Regions from separate parts of the Homo sapiens genome. Here region 1 is linked to region 2. Evidence: chromatin contacts called from ENCODE Hi-C or POLR2A ChIA-PET data. All regions are on one chromosome and are shown on one strand. The core of a region is the stretch at or near the end of the contact, and the rest is flanking DNA. Distances in the headings are between cores, read along the strand shown. Region 1 overlaps FOXO1 (forkhead box O1). Region 2 overlaps LOC124903162.

Evidence for each region. Hi-C counts contacts between places; a loop is a spot of excess contacts on that map. ChIA-PET counts read pairs that join two places held with the same protein, here RNA polymerase II (POLR2A). Pooled maps may share reads with other maps.
Region 1: a pooled map shows a loop between it and region 2 (2.5-fold over the local background). The contact joins two enhancer-like sites. A Hi-C loop is called at or near these places in 2 of 50 pooled maps. POLR2A ChIA-PET finds 5 or more read pairs at or near these places in 2 of 52 experiments (CD4-positive, alpha-beta T cell and activated CD4-positive, alpha-beta T cell).

The regions. Positions count from the first base shown.
Region 1 is chr13:40,628,720-40,633,114 of GRCh38, forward strand. All of the region lies in intron 1 of FOXO1 (forkhead box O1), which reads right to left. Among named protein-coding and RNA genes, the nearest start is that of FOXO1, 36 kb to the right of the region's middle. RefSeq lists an enhancer at 1,365-1,464. Within about 2 kb of position 1,457, at least 3 of the 41 ENCODE cell types and tissues checked have a DNase peak (open chromatin) inside an H3K27ac peak, as active enhancers do.
Region 2 is chr13:40,101,472-40,105,816 of GRCh38, forward strand. All of the region lies in intron 3 of LOC124903162, which reads right to left. Among named protein-coding and RNA genes, the nearest start is that of LINC00332, 78 kb to the right of the region's middle. Within about 2 kb of position 1,545, at least 4 of the 41 ENCODE cell types and tissues checked have a DNase peak (open chromatin) inside an H3K27ac peak, as active enhancers do.

The DNA.
Region 1 (4,395 bases), core at 207-2,706, 530 kb after region 2:
CAATGGTATAGAAGTACTTTGAAATAATACAAAACACTACTGGGAATCATTACCTTCACACATCCAAAGCCCTGCAGGCTCAACCTTCCTCTCCAGGTTGTCCCCCAGGCACCTGCTCTGAAACAGACTCACCTCTCACTCCCCTGAATCAAACAGTAACTGTACTACTACAGACAAACTGTGAGACCACCTATGGCCTACCATGTATATTTTTACAAGTGCATCTCGGGAATAAAATACACTTACCCAAACTCCCAAAGAGCAGGACCTGTGGGTGTCCCACCTTTATGTGCCAGCCCAAAGCCTTGTTCATTCATCCTAAGACCTCAATACTTGAATTCAACAAGGGATTGAACTAGGATTGGATCACAATGGTTGAAGAGGCCCAACCAACAAATGGCAATGAATAGTTAAAACAACATGACTTTTTTTTTTTTTTTCAGACAGAGTTTCACTCTTGTTGCCCAGGCTGGAGTGCAGTGGTGCAATCTCGGCCCACTGCAACCTCCGCCTCCCGGGTTCAAGCTATTCTCCTGCCTCAGCCTCCCGAGTAGCTGGGATTACAGGCATGCGCCACCACGCCCAGCTAATTTTGTATTTTTAGTAGAGATGGGGTTTCTCCATGTTGGTCAGGCTGGTCTCGAACTCCCAACCTCAGGTGATCTGCCCGCCTCGGCCTCCCAAGGTGCTGGGATTACAGGCGTGAGCCACTGCACCCAGCCAAACAACATGACTTTTGAACTGCCTAAGATTTCACAGCCTCTAGAGGTATATCAAGTGCAGACTGACTATCCCTTATCCAAAATGATTGGAACCAGAAGCATTTTGGACTTTGGATTTTTTCAGATTTTGGAACATTTGCATTAAACTTACCAGTTAAGCATCCCTAATCCAAAAATCCAAAACCCTCCACTGAGCATTTCCTTTGAGCATCATGTTGCCACTCAAGAAGTTTCAGATTTTGGAGCATTTAGGATTTTAGATTTTCAGATTAGGAATATTCAACCTGCATATGGACATAAGACCCATCCACCAATGGCCCTTGCTTCACATGCTCAGTGGGTTGTGGGCTTCGGCTAAAACCTGGGAGGAGATCACAGATTCAAAGTCTCCTTGTGGGGCACTGTGTTCTGTAAGAGGAAGCTACAGTTGAGAAGGTTCAAGGCAACTAAATATGTGCTAGTAAAGTGAGCATAAATCATTCTGAAACCAGAGGACCTACAACAAGTAGCCTGGTTTGGGCTTTTCTTGTGCTCAGCAGTCAAGTGATAAGAACCTTTAACTACATTACATCTAACATTTTTAATTTACAAAATAATGCCCACCACTTCAAAAAAATTGATAGTATTATATCTTCTACCTTTCTATGTCCAAAAAATAAGGGAAGGAGGTTTAAAATATAAGTAGCTAAACCAGGAACTCCAGTCCTGCCACAATGCTAGGCATATTTGTTCTAGGAATTCAAGTCCTGCTAATTTAAACAGCAAGGGGAACTGAAACTCTTGAGAATCTCTGATTATACAGAAAATCTCGGTGTCGTTTACACACAGGGCAAGCCAAGGGGATCCTTCTAAACAGTCTGGGGCTGTTTGCTTTTGTTCTTCTTTTTGTTCCCACTGAAAAGCAAAAATCATTTGTCAACATGGAAAAACCAGCCTGGTGCAGTAGCTCACGCCTGTAATCCTAGCATGCTGGGAGGCCAAGGTGGCAGATTACCTGAGGTCAGGAGTTGAAGACCAGCCTGGCCAACATGGTGAAACCCCGTGTCCACTAAAAATACAAAAATGTAGCCAGGTGCAGTGGCGCGCGCCTGTAATCCCAGCTACTCGGAAGGCTGAGGCAGGATAATTGCTTGAACCCAAGAGGTGGAGGTTGGGGTGGGCCGAGATCGCGCCACTGCACTCCAGACTGGGCGTGGGAGCAAAACTTCTCAAAAAAAAAAAAGGAAAAACCAGGAAAAGCTTGTCACTTAATGACTGGCCTGGCAAATAGGGAAAGAGCCTAAAACTATTTTTCCCTTCCCATACTGTGAAGACTACAAGCTTTGCCAACACCACTCCTCAACACCACTCTGTCATTTTTCTTTGTCTAAATCTTTTTAATTTCTTAAATGGGAAGGAAGTTGCCTTAAAGTATAATACCAAGATTCCCGCAGGGCACCACTCTGCAGGAATGTGGTTCAGAAACCAAGAATCAAGGGGCAATGCCTCCATACAGGTGAGGATTTTCCCACCCCAAAGAGGCTTACTAAAGTTAGGGGCAATTTTCCACCTAACATAAATTATGTTGTGGGGTGGATAAGTGAGAAAGAATAAAGCCGTTATGACCAATGAGGAAAAATGAAATGGATATAAAAACATTATTGCCAAGGTCTTTGTTCCAGAGTTCTCAATCATTCAGGGCCAAGAGAGGCTGGACTTAGAGTCCTGCAGGGTGGAGTGGCAGCATTGTGGAGGAGGGATCCCTGCGAAAAGTATTTATGCTGCAACTTTTCAGCATAACCAAAGCAGACCAACAACTAGAGCTTAAGTTTAGGGCCGCATTCCATAAACTATGACTGTGACCTCATGGCATATACCAAAATCAACTCAAAAGAATCAAAGACCTAAATGTAAGAACTAATACATTAAACTCTTAGAAGAAAACATAGGGATAAATCTTTCCGATCTTGGATTAGGCAATGGTTTCTTAGACATGACACCAAAAGCACAAGCTACAAAAGAAAAAAAAATAGATACTTTGGACTTCATCAAAATTAAGAACATTTTTGCTTCAAAGGACACCACCGTTTGTACATCCATATTCACAGCAGTACTATTCACAACACCCAAAAGGTGTCCATTGAGGGATGAATGGATAAACAAAATGTGATATATACATAGAATAGAGTAGGACACAAGTTACAACATGGATGGACCTTGAAGACATTGTGCTAAGTGAAATAAACCAGTCACAAAATAGGATTCCACTCCTATAAAGGACCTAAAGTAGTCAAATTCATAGAGACAGAAAGTAGAATGGTGGCTGTCAAAAGCCTGAAGAAGGAGGAAATGCGAAGTTATTGTTTAACAGACACAAAGTTACAGTTTTGCAAGATGAAAAGAGTTCTGAAGATGGATGGTGATTACAATGGGTTGGCATAACAAAATGAAAGTACTTAATGTCACGGAACAGTACGTTTTAAAACGGTTAAGATAGTGTATTTTATGTATATTTTACCACAAATTTTAAAAAAATAGGACACTACCTCCAAAAAAAATGAAAAAACCCAGCAGGGCATGGTGGCTCATGACTGTAATCCCAGCACTTTGGGAGGCCATGGCAGGTGGATCACGAGGTCAGGAGATGGAGACCATCCTGGCTAACACAGTGAAACCCCATCTCTACTAAAAATACAAAAAATTAGCCAGGTGTGGTGGCACATGCCTGTAGTCCCAGCTACTCAGGAGGCTGAGACAGGAGAATAGCTTGAACCTGGGAGGCAGAGGTAGCAGTGAGCCAGTATCACGCCACTGCACTCCAGCCTGGGTGACACAGCGAGACTCCGTCTCAAAAACAAAACACAAAAACCCCACAGAATGGGAGCAATTATTTGTAAATCATATATATAAGGGATTAGTACCTAGAATATATGAAGAATTCTTAAAACTCAGTACTAAAAGGACAAATAACACAATTTAACAATGGGCAAAGGGACCACTTGAGCCCCGGAGTTCGAGACCAGCCTGGACAACATGGCAAAACCCCATCTCCACTAAAAACACAAAAATTAGCCAGGGGTGGTGGTGGGCACCCGTAATCCTAGCTACTTGGGAGGCTGAGGCACGAATATCTCTTGAGCCCGGGAGGCGGAGGTTGCAGTGAGCTGAGATAGTGCCATTGTACTACAGCCTGAGCGACAGAGCAAGACTCCATTTCAAAAAAAGAAAAGAAAAAAAAAGAGCCGGGCACAGTGGCTCATGCCTGTAATCCCAGCACTTTGGGAGGCTGAGGCAGGCAGACTACCTGATGTCAGGAGTTCAAGACCAGCCTGGCCAACATGGTGAAACCCTGTCTCTACTAAAAATAAAAAAAAATTAGCTGGGCATAGTGGTGCATGCCTGTAATCCCAGCTACTTGGGAGGCTGAGGCAGGAGAATCACTTGAATCCGAGCTGAAGTTGTGCCATTGCAAAAGAGTGAAACTCCATCTCAAAAAAAAAAAAAAAGGAAAAGAAAAAAAAAGGGCGAAGGATCTGAGTAGATATCTCTCCAAAGAAGATATACAAATAGCCAATAAGCATATAAAAAGATGCTTAACATTATTTAGCATCAGAAAAATGGAAAACAAAATTACAGTGATACCACTTCACACCCACTAGAACGGCTAAAATAAACAAGACAATAACAAGTGTCA
Region 2 (4,345 bases), core at 295-2,794:
CAAGCTGCTATCAGGGGCTGAGGTTGAAAGAGTGCACGAGTAGCCTTGAGTTAGCTGAAGTGTAGAGTAAGCCAAAATTGTGAGAAAGTGGAAACTACCATTGAGCAGAAGATTAAGTGTAGAGAAGTTGTGTTAAGTCATGGTGGTGAGAGGAGAAGCTAAAGCACATACATCAAGAATAACCAGAGCCAGGGTTGGCCAAGCCACTTTAATGGCAGAGCATGGGATTCACCGCCCCCAAGTGCCAAGGTCCCTAGAGCCTCACTGCCTCCAGCTCTAGTCTCTGTGTGGACTAACCACACAGCAGTTTCTTATGAGAGAACTTCCTTCTTCATTACCCCTTGCTTCTTGCAATAAACCAGCCCTTATTATGTGACCTGGTTATCATGGGTCATGCTTCCTTGTAACTCAATGAGCCCACACCTGCTGCTCCCACCTGTGCCTGGGTGGTGGAGAAACTGACAGGCAGCACTGCCAAGGGGCCATGCCACTAACTTGTAGCTGTCATTCCACCATGGGGCTCAGCTCACTTGCCCCACAATGCTTGTTTCAACATGGACTGGCTGCTTAGTCAAAAACTCCCTCTCCCAGAACTGGCTCTCCAACAAGAATGGCTAAAGGATCCAAGGTAAAAAGAAACAAACAAAAATACGTAAAGGTCATATGCCTTGCACTCCTTTGTCTACCTGGAAAGAGACAATTGTTCTGGCTGTATCAGCTTATCGGCCTCCAGGAAACTTTTTGGTTATGCATGAAGTCCGCCCTCTGTTCTGTGAGTCCTGGTTTCTAAATGATTCACAGGTGTGTGGCAGGAGAGGCACTTTCCAACTCTGAGTAAAAATGATGCCAGAAAAAATCAGAGTGACACACTGTTTCTTCTCTTATGCCTCAGCCTCTAGTTGTCCTGCCAGACAGCAAGGTTTTGGGTACAATCAGCCATAAAATCAGAAGAGAGTGAATATTTATGAGCACTGCCCCACTTTGGGCAACTGTAGGGTCAAAGAGACCAATATTTCACCCTCAGAGGGATCAAGAAGAAAGAGTACCTGAACTCAGTTCGGATATGTACATAGTGCATAGCGGGGCTAGAAGCAGCCTGAATGTCACTGATCAACCTCACCTCTTTCACCTAGGACTGTCCCAAGTCATCGACAACAGAGGGGACTTATTCAACCCCCAAAACACATGCAGGTATTTAGATTCCCCACCTCTTGTATCTGGCTGATGGATAACACCCTCAAATACACCCAGCTAAGTTATAAAATCTTTCTAGAGCTAACGCCTTAGTGAATTTGTTTATTCACTGGGAGCAGGTCTCCTGGACCATTTGACCCCACAATTCCACTCCCTTGTGTTCACACTCCAGGGGAGGTTCCAGGAGAAAACTGTCTCATGTCCCCTCTCTTTTACTGGTACTGGTGATTACACAGCTGTTCAAGTTAAGATGGCTCCCTACCATGCATCCAGGGCCCACTCTGGCAGGGAGAGTGGCTTACCCGCTTAACCTGGCATGCCGAGGTCTCGGCTGTGCCCCTGAATCATTGCTGAGTGCGTCAAGGACTCCAGTCCCCAACCCTCTGCAGGCCTGACTCATGCAGCAGCTTCCCCAGAGTACGCCCACGGGCTCCAGGTACTGCTCACAAGCTGGTCTCCTCCTCCACGTAGACACACAAACAAAGCCAGTTACTAGGCTTGCTAAGCTCTGCTTAAAGTTACAGGGCCTTGCCTTTGGGGCCGCAGGCTGCCTCATGCACGCCTCTCTTGTTGTGGATGCTGGGCTCTTCCATGACAACATAGGAAACCCACCAAGGGTCCCTTTCACATTGATAATGATGTTATGAAATCTGCGGCCAATCTTGAAAAATGCAGTGCCTTATGGGAGGGGAAAAAGAGGCTGGGAGGGCAAGGGAACTTTATCAAGCAGCAACCCCAAGGCCAGACCTTGGACTCCTGGGCCCAGCCTCAGAGACTGTTTCAGGACATATGATAGAAACTCTCGCTACTGTCTTTTTAAAAAGAATCTCAGATGATTCTGATGATTCAGACAGGTTTGGGAACCATTCTCCTGGTACATACGTGTATACACACACACACACACACACACACACACGACTACATTGTATGTAGATAGGACTACATAGATATGACTGTGTTGTCATAGCAGAAATAAAAAACCAGAAAAGAATCGTGCATGTGTGGAGTCTTGTGTGGGAAGGCGGGAGATCTTCCATTAATGAATAAAATGATCTGGAGTAAATCCCTTCTCTGCCCCAGGCCTCATCTGGAAAGTAAGAATTTAGATTAAATTTTCTCCAAGATCTCTCCAGCTCCAATGAATGTGGATGCTGCACATTCTACAAATCGCTCACTGCCTTCAGACTTTAATTTTTTTTTTCAGGCAATCAGTCGTTATTTGAAAAGAGACATACAATTGGAGATAACCCAGAAGGATCTTTTTATTATCTTCACATAGGTGACTAATATTTAGAAGGATAGGTAACAAGAGCAGGTAGTGGGAGTATGAATTAAAGAGGATGAGCTGGCTGAGGTGTAATTGAAACCTTCCCCATCAAGTAAATATAATGAACCCATTGCAAACTGTAAACAGAGAAACTCCCTAGCTGGGCGTTGTGGGAGTTGTCATACGGAAAAGTGTTTATACTGGGAAAAGTAGCCAAGTTGCAAGATGGGATTAGGGGAATATCAGAGTTGGGGAGTAGAAACAAGATAGCAGCCACCAGCGCAGGGAGCCAAGTCTCTTCTCTTGCTAAATTCAGAGGGGCATTTGGGTGCTTCAGGCAGAGATCAAGCCAAGGAGGCAAACATTACTGCCTGGCTTATGGCTTTCAAAAAAGCAGGAATTGAGGAGCATGAGGCCACAGAGGAAGGAAGAGGTGGCATTTCAAGGAAGAGAATCTAAAAGAATTGTCCTGGCTTCCTTCAAGTGCTGGTCACGGCTATATGAGAAGATCAAGTGCTGGTCACGGCTATGTGTGAAGATTCAGCCCCGATGAATAATTATGTATTTATTCAATAGCTAATATTTCCAGTCTGGGAGCTTGAGGAAGACAGAAGTGGGTATATTTAGTAAGAATCCTAGGAAGGTAAGGAAGTAGAACATGAACCAAGTCTACTCGAGGTCTTGAAGGAGGTAACGTCTCAGTAGTTGTGGGTTGAGGCACGTGGATTTCATAAACAGAAGTGATAATTCGCAGTGATTACAAGCAGGCTACACAAATGATGTTTAATGGCTATTACATAGTATTTTCAGTAAATCAAATTTATTTATGTAAATTTGAGGTGCTAATTTCATGTGTGATCTTCCTAAGGGCACCAAGAAAAGGAAACAGTGCCACAGGACAATATTCAGCAAAAGAAACTATCGTGGGGATCTTTTTTTAATGGAACTTACTGCTATCAATGGTGAATCAAATCTTTTCAGGTTCCCTCCATTTTAAAAGGAAAACTAAAACATGGACAAAATGCCATCAGAGTCTACAAATCTCAGAGGAGACAGATGAACCCTCTCTAGCTCTGGAAAACTAATCTTCCCCACGTCTAATCAGAATGCTCCATCCCACCATATGTATTTTGTCATAGATATGCCACCTCCCTTTTGGACAACATCTATTTTTCCTTCATATCATAAGCATGGCCTTCTTTGTTAACCTTCTTTCATGGGTCTCATTCTGAAGACATTATCAATGGTCACTATTTTACATCTCTGAAACTGTCATACCTCTCTTCTGCATTTCATGACTCAGTTCTGTGGATCTCTTATACCCTACATAACCATCATCAGCTTCTTCACTCTCTTGCCATCTGACTTTTGGACTCACGGAAGCCATCAATGATCTCCTCCTTATCAAACTCAATGACATTGCTGGGTTCTCATCCTTAGAACTTCTTCCTTAGCGCTCTTCCTAGCCCTGGCTTAATGAATAACTTCTTCCATTTCTCCTCCACATCTGCTCCCTCATTCTGTCTCTATCAGTGAGTGCAAAGTCAAATGATAGCAGATGTCAGAGAGGTAACATACATGACCAAGGCAGGCCAGAAAGGAACTAGCGCTAAGGAAGTGCTCAACTGAAGAAGGCTGGCTGGCTGCTACCCACCTCTGAACGACGACTATGCTCAGGGGAAAGGAGGCCCAGTGCCATCAGGTGTGCAAAGTTTAAGAGAATCCAGAAATCTGAACTTTTAGGGAGGAAATATCCTCTTCAAACATTAGAAATTAGTTCAAAAAATGTTTTCTTACAAATACTTGCAAGCCAAATTAGGCACATCAGAGTGGAGACCAGCCCCCAAGCTGTGTTTTCCACATCTGCCCCACTCTGCCTCCTCT